2 separate regions of the Mus musculus genome follow, and region 2 is linked to region 1. A link is a loop called in an ENCODE intact Hi-C map of the cell type or tissue named here. Cell type or tissue: left cerebral cortex. All regions are shown on one strand. Links, peaks and the distances in the headings refer to the core of each region. The heading gives the core; the rest is flanking DNA.

The links. Peaks named below come from ENCODE experiments on the same cell type or tissue, not always from the same donor. Only the 100,000 strongest peaks of a DNase experiment are listed, where the experiment ranks them.
Region 2: it touches region 1 in a loop (1.9-fold over the local background); 2 of 42 quality-filtered maps call a loop at or near these places.

Annotation. Positions count from the first base shown.
Region 1 is chr1:57,872,661-57,875,583 of GRCm38, reverse strand. All of the region lies in intron 4 of Spats2l (spermatogenesis associated, serine-rich 2-like), which reads right to left. Among named protein-coding and RNA genes, the nearest start is that of Kctd18, 96 kb to the left of the region's middle. In left cerebral cortex, for the core only: no CTCF peak of the experiment used is centred there; DNase peaks (open chromatin) are centred at 319, 534 and 1,345.
Region 2 is chr1:57,803,626-57,806,548 of GRCm38, reverse strand. The region is part of intron 2 of Spats2l (spermatogenesis associated, serine-rich 2-like); the gene reads right to left. Among named protein-coding and RNA genes, the nearest start is that of Spats2l, 30 kb to the right of the region's middle. In left cerebral cortex, for the core only: no CTCF peak of the experiment used is centred there; a DNase peak (open chromatin) is centred at 1,305.

The sequences.
Region 1 (2,923 bases), core at 163-2,662:
GTGCCCACCAGGCAGCCATTCTGCCTGCTGGGTGACAGTCAAGATGGCTAGTTAGCGCTTCATTTAGCAACTGCTTTAGCCTTCCAATACCGTGCTCATCTGTTTCTCTTCTACTAATTTATGTCTGGTTTAGCAAATTCAATTTGCTATTTAGAAAGGGGTTGTTGTGATGTTACCATCGGAGTAAATTTCATCTGGATTCCCTCTTTTCTCGGGGGTTTTCCTATCTGGCCCTGCAGGCTCTGACATATTCTGCACCAGGCTCCACCCTATTGGCTCATGCATTAACCAAGCAATGGGATGCTGTTCGGTTCATAGCTGGTTGAAGGGCTGTTAACAGATTTCCTTGTTCACACTGCGCATTATCAAGCCAGTCTGTGATGGCTCCTTAGGCTTTCTTTTTGGCTTACCAGTGGGTCTAAAACCATGCTGGAGTTTCAGAGAAGACTTTTCAATCGACTTCCACTGCTGTGTGATCAGCCAAGACCTAGCATTATCAACAGACACAAAATAGCCAGTCTCTCCACTCTAGTCTCTCCCTTGGAAATTCACTCTGATGCTGCCATCCTTTCAAAAATGTATTCTCCTGTGGTCCTGTGGGAGATGTATTCCAGGATTCCAAGATACCAAAACACATAGGAGCCCAAGTTCCTTACAAAAATGGGTACGCATGTACTTATGCAAATTCTCTAGGTACTTTAAATATATATTTTAAAATACCTCTTCCAAATGTAAACACCATGAAAATAGTTATATTGCATTGTTTAGGAAATAATGACAAGACAAAATTCTATACATGTTTAGTTTTTTTCCAAAGTATTCTTGATCTGTGGTGACCTGAACTCTTGGGTTTAGAACACATGGACATGGGGAGATGGCCACAGAATCACAACCATCTTATTCCCTTACCGAAGAACTAGCAGTGAAATGCAATTTGTATACTCTGACATTCAAGGCCATAGGGCACCCTGGCAGCAGCCTGCTTTTCCAAGTGACGCTGTTCCTCTACCTAGCACAGACAAGTGCCCCGTACCCAGCTTGACTCCTCACCCCGCTCCTTCATCAGGGCCCTCCTTTGACTTAAGATATCTGTCCCCACTCTTATATTCCAGCTGAATGGCCAGGCATGCATGGCGTCCTTCTTAACCCTTCTTACCAGAAGCATTCCTGACTCAACTTCAAAGCCCTTCCTCAGTAGGTAGGTGTCTTTAAATATTTGAGCACCTCCGCTATCCTATGGATTTGTGTGCGAGCTGTGTTGACTAGACTCTAAGCAGTCTGAGGGTGGAATCCTCCAATGCCATTTCTGCATGGTTACCATGGCTACTCTGCAGTGACTGATACTGTGTGTGTGGTAGGTATTTAATAACCGCTTATTTAGTGATTCATCCTGTAGCCACATCCAGCTGCTGCTTGGAGCCGAACAAATACTCCACCAGCATGCTGCTACCACACAGCCACTGGCATCTACTTTTGTGTCTATCATCCACAGTAACACAGCGGGTCTCAATTGACTGACTGCGTCCAAGTGTTATACAGGCAGAGAAAACGTGTATGTTCTCTACATTCCATCAGAGACTGGAAGAATACTTGTGCACTTTTAAAATTCTTACAGTTCTACTGCTATTTAATCAGGAACACTGCTATTTTTAGAGTTTGGGGACTATGAAGAAAGTGGACAGTATGCCTCTCTCTCTTCCCAGAGTCAGCTTAGGACAGACATCAGCTGAGTCTGCTCTGAGTGATAGGTACTGAGGATACAAGAAAGCGCCAGCTATAGTTCTGTCCCAAGGAGGTACAGTGTAGCAGCTGGGCTGGGAACTCTATAATGAGAATCAGTGCTGTGTTCTTTGTATGAACAAGGTATGATGGCAGTACAGAAGAGCAAGGATGCCTGCCCACAGACAGGAGGATGCTTTCTAGATGGAGAGATGTCATGGAGAGAGCACTGGAGCGAACAGAGCTATGCTCTAATCTTGGCTCTGGCATTCGACCTTGGTCAACTGCTCAGATCTTTGAAACTCTTTCATAAAAAGAGGCTATTATCTGCCACAGCCTGTAAAAATGGGAAGAACTGATGCGTGTAAAGTGCCTTCTAGAGAGTCTGACATATATTAGCTGCTCAATAAGTCTGAAACAGAAAAGAGTGGGAGTATTCTCAATAGGCCATGAAGGTATGGCTTTGAAACTGCAAGAACATGTAGCTTATGTGCAGGCCAAGGCTTATTTTGGGAAGATTGTCCTTTAACTAGTGGCTTAGAGAACTTTCTTCCTCCACAGATACAGGGACAGTGTGCCTAACATCTTTCCTAAGTTCTTTCTTCATCACATATTGAATATAGCCAACATGTGTTTCCCTCTTAGTTTCATTTAATCACTCGCTAAAAGTCTAGTCCCGACACTGGATGTCTGGACAGAACAGGAACGGTGCAGGCAGGGGCAGAGCTGGGGAAGAGACATGCAAACAAACAGGTGAGACAGACAGACAGACAGACAGACAGACAGACTGAGGTGCACTATGACTCCTAACAGTGTTAAAGCACCGATGAGTCTATCGTAAGTTAAAAGCACGGTAAGGCAACAACGTGTTTGGAGGACGGGAATGGTTTAGCTGGGAAGTGCTTGCTGCACACACATGAGAAGCAAATTTTGGATCACCAGCACCTCCAAGTAGGAAAGCTGGGTGGCAGCAGGGCATGCTCAAAAACCATAAGAAGGTGGGGACAGGAAGTCAGGCAGTGTAGCCAATCAGTGAGCTCCAAGTTCAGTCAGAGACTGTCTAAAAAATAAGGTAAGGAGGGATTGAGGAAGACACCTGGCATTGAGATCTAACCTCCTTAGGCACATGCACACACGTGCATACACACTCACGTAACACACATGTTCACACCCACGAACTTAAGCACACATGAATTAAAATAAA
Region 2 (2,923 bases), core at 95-2,594, 69 kb after region 1:
GAACCACACACCTGGCTGTTTTATTTGGGTTTTCAGGATTAAATTCAACTTTTCATGATTATAAGGCAAATTACTCCACTGCCTGTCACCCCAGCTCCCAAACAAGCCCTTAAAATCCCAAAATAGTACCCATAGAAACTTATTTGTGGGGCTGAGATGGCTTGGTGGTTAAGAGCACTGGTAACCAATTGTAACTCCAGTCCCAGGGCATCTGACACCGTTTTGGCCTCTGCAGGCACCGCGCACATGTGGTGCACAGACACACATGCAGGCAAAATGCCCATACACATAAAGATACATAATAAAAATTGTAAAGAGAATCTTATTTATGACTACTAAACATAAAAAGCAAACTGTGTTTTAGGCACTCAATCTATTCTGAGGTGTGTTCTTCTGTAGAATGACTAATTAAATATAATTTATGTTAGCTAAGCCAGGTGATACCTTGCACAGATCATTAACCACATCTCATTAAGAACTTTCTATATCTCCGAATCCTCAAACATTCTAAGGGGGTGTGATATAGATGAATAATTATGTTAAAGGGAAAGTATTAAAGGATGTCCCTTAAGGCTCTTTAAAGACAGCTCTTAGGAGCATAAACAGGAAGCATAATACAAGGTTATGAAGAATGGCAGAAAAACCGACTGTGGCCTATTTCCATAACGAAGCACAGAAAAAAATGACTTCCATTAAGTTAAAATGAACTGTTATTTCATTAAGCAAGTGTCTTTATTTACTCTTTGCTCTCTCTATGATAATAACATGTATTGTTTTAGAGTCCACAGTTCATTTTTTTAATTTAGGGAAAGGAGGAAATCGTATCCCCTAAGGAGCAGTTTTCTGGCTGACACAGTTTGGCACACTTGGAGGGTGAAGTAGTCTCCATACTTGAATCTTTATTGAACCTTCTGTCCCTGAGATACAGAAAGAACTCTCTGACCCGCAGTCAGCAGGGCACGCACCCTCACGTGCTCCTTCTGTGGGCTTTAATGATAAATGTATGCAGAACGGCCCTCATTTGGTCACTGGTTTTGTGTGACCAGTGGCGCACACCCTGAAGATGCCTGGCCCTGGGAGAGAAGGCATGAAGCAAAGAAGATCGCCTTGCACACGTGTTACTCAGCCGGGACCTCCTTCCGGTCTTTTACAGCCCACTAGCTGTGGCTACCATGTTACCCACTTGGTTACTTGTTTCTTCATCATTGGGATCCACACATTGGATGATCTCAATTTACCCAAGTTGGCTCCTAACTCCAGAGTTAATGTGGTTCAGCATCATCTATCCCTATAAACAGATCTCCAACACACAGATCACAGATGGGCTGACCCGAATATATTCCTTCACACGGATGAACATAGTGACGAAGTATTCTTGTATTCCAGATGGTGGGCACAGCGCTGGGAGGACCCAGAATGAAACAGACACAATGTCAGTCGCTAGTCTGTCTCCGGATAGCTGGATATGCTGTGTCCTACCATAGGGAAGGAAGGAGACCGGCAGCTGATAATCGGAGCTAGCCCTACAGGACAGGGCTACACATCTCCTCCTTTTGTGACTATTCTGACTAAGCCACAAATGTCCAGAGTGCTCTTCAAATTTTTATTTTCAGAAAAATTTGCAAGCTTCATAAACTATTTTTATGCCCCAAAATGTTAATTTGTAGATACTTCTTTGAAAGGAAAAAAGAACATTCCTTTGAGCTTTTTTTCCCCCCTCAGTAACAAGGAATGCCAGTCGGCCTTATATTGGCATTCTGTCAGCTTCTACAGGCAAGAAAGCTCAGGGTTTGAGCAAAACCACCAAGGTGCCTTTGCTACTGACTGTGGCTGGCCCGGAGTTCAAAGGTTAACCTCTGAGAATGCTCTATCCCTCCCCTTTCATTTCCCTCTTAAGTAACCTCCAAATACCAAGGATTAGAGACCCAGGGTGCAGAATCTTTCCATCACAGACCTGAAAAACTGCAAGTTATTGCTAGTGCTGGTCTCTCAAAGCATTAGTCAGAACACCTGCAAACCTCTGGCAGCCAGATTCCCACAGGTGTTCAGCCTTTCAAGACTCGGTTCTTAAAACTGCCAAATAAACCATTCTTATAACCAGTGTGAGACTCTGTCTTGATAATGTATGGAAAGAGCTGGCTATGAAGTATGGACTAGGGATGACATTATAGCTCTAACCTCTAGAAAATTGAAACTGGAGGAGTATTTGGCCTCATCTGCTTCTTTGATGGAATGCTTTCTCAGGAAAAACATTTCTGTTGATAGAAAGACGAACAATATAGAATTTGGCTTTTTTTAAATATGTATACATACTTAGAAACAACAAATTTTGGTGCTCTTAAATGTTAAAACTGAATGCCCCCACACACCAAATCAATGTAAGATACTGTTTAGGAAAATATTTGGAAACATTTGACTTGTTTGGAAAATATACATATTTTTCTGACATGTGTCCACTTTCAGAACCTCCATTCTTGATACAGTACAAGTGATTGCTTGAGCCCTGGCATAACAGGTGCTAGGTACTGAGTCCTCGGGTGATTCGAGGAATGGCTGCACACAGTAGACCTCTGCCTAGGAGTGATGAGGAGTTTTTCATAGTTCACAAGAGAAGACAGTCAAGGTCATGGAGCGGTGACCTGTGATATAAAGTCTCTATGCGTCTATGTTATCTTCTTTGCCTTTGGCAAAAGTTTTAGGGTAAGCCAGGCTCTTTGTCGAGGAAAGCACCTCCATTAGGAATGTAAAATCTGGGCCAATGCCTCCTTCTTCACAAGAGGTAAGTGAGAATTTTGATGTGGAAGTAAAGGCAAACTTTAGAGATGGCAACCCACATCCAGGAAGTTCCGAATCTCATCCCAGGATCATTCTAGAAACTAGTGAGAGCGATTTGAAACCCAGTGTCCACATCAGAAAGAGAATG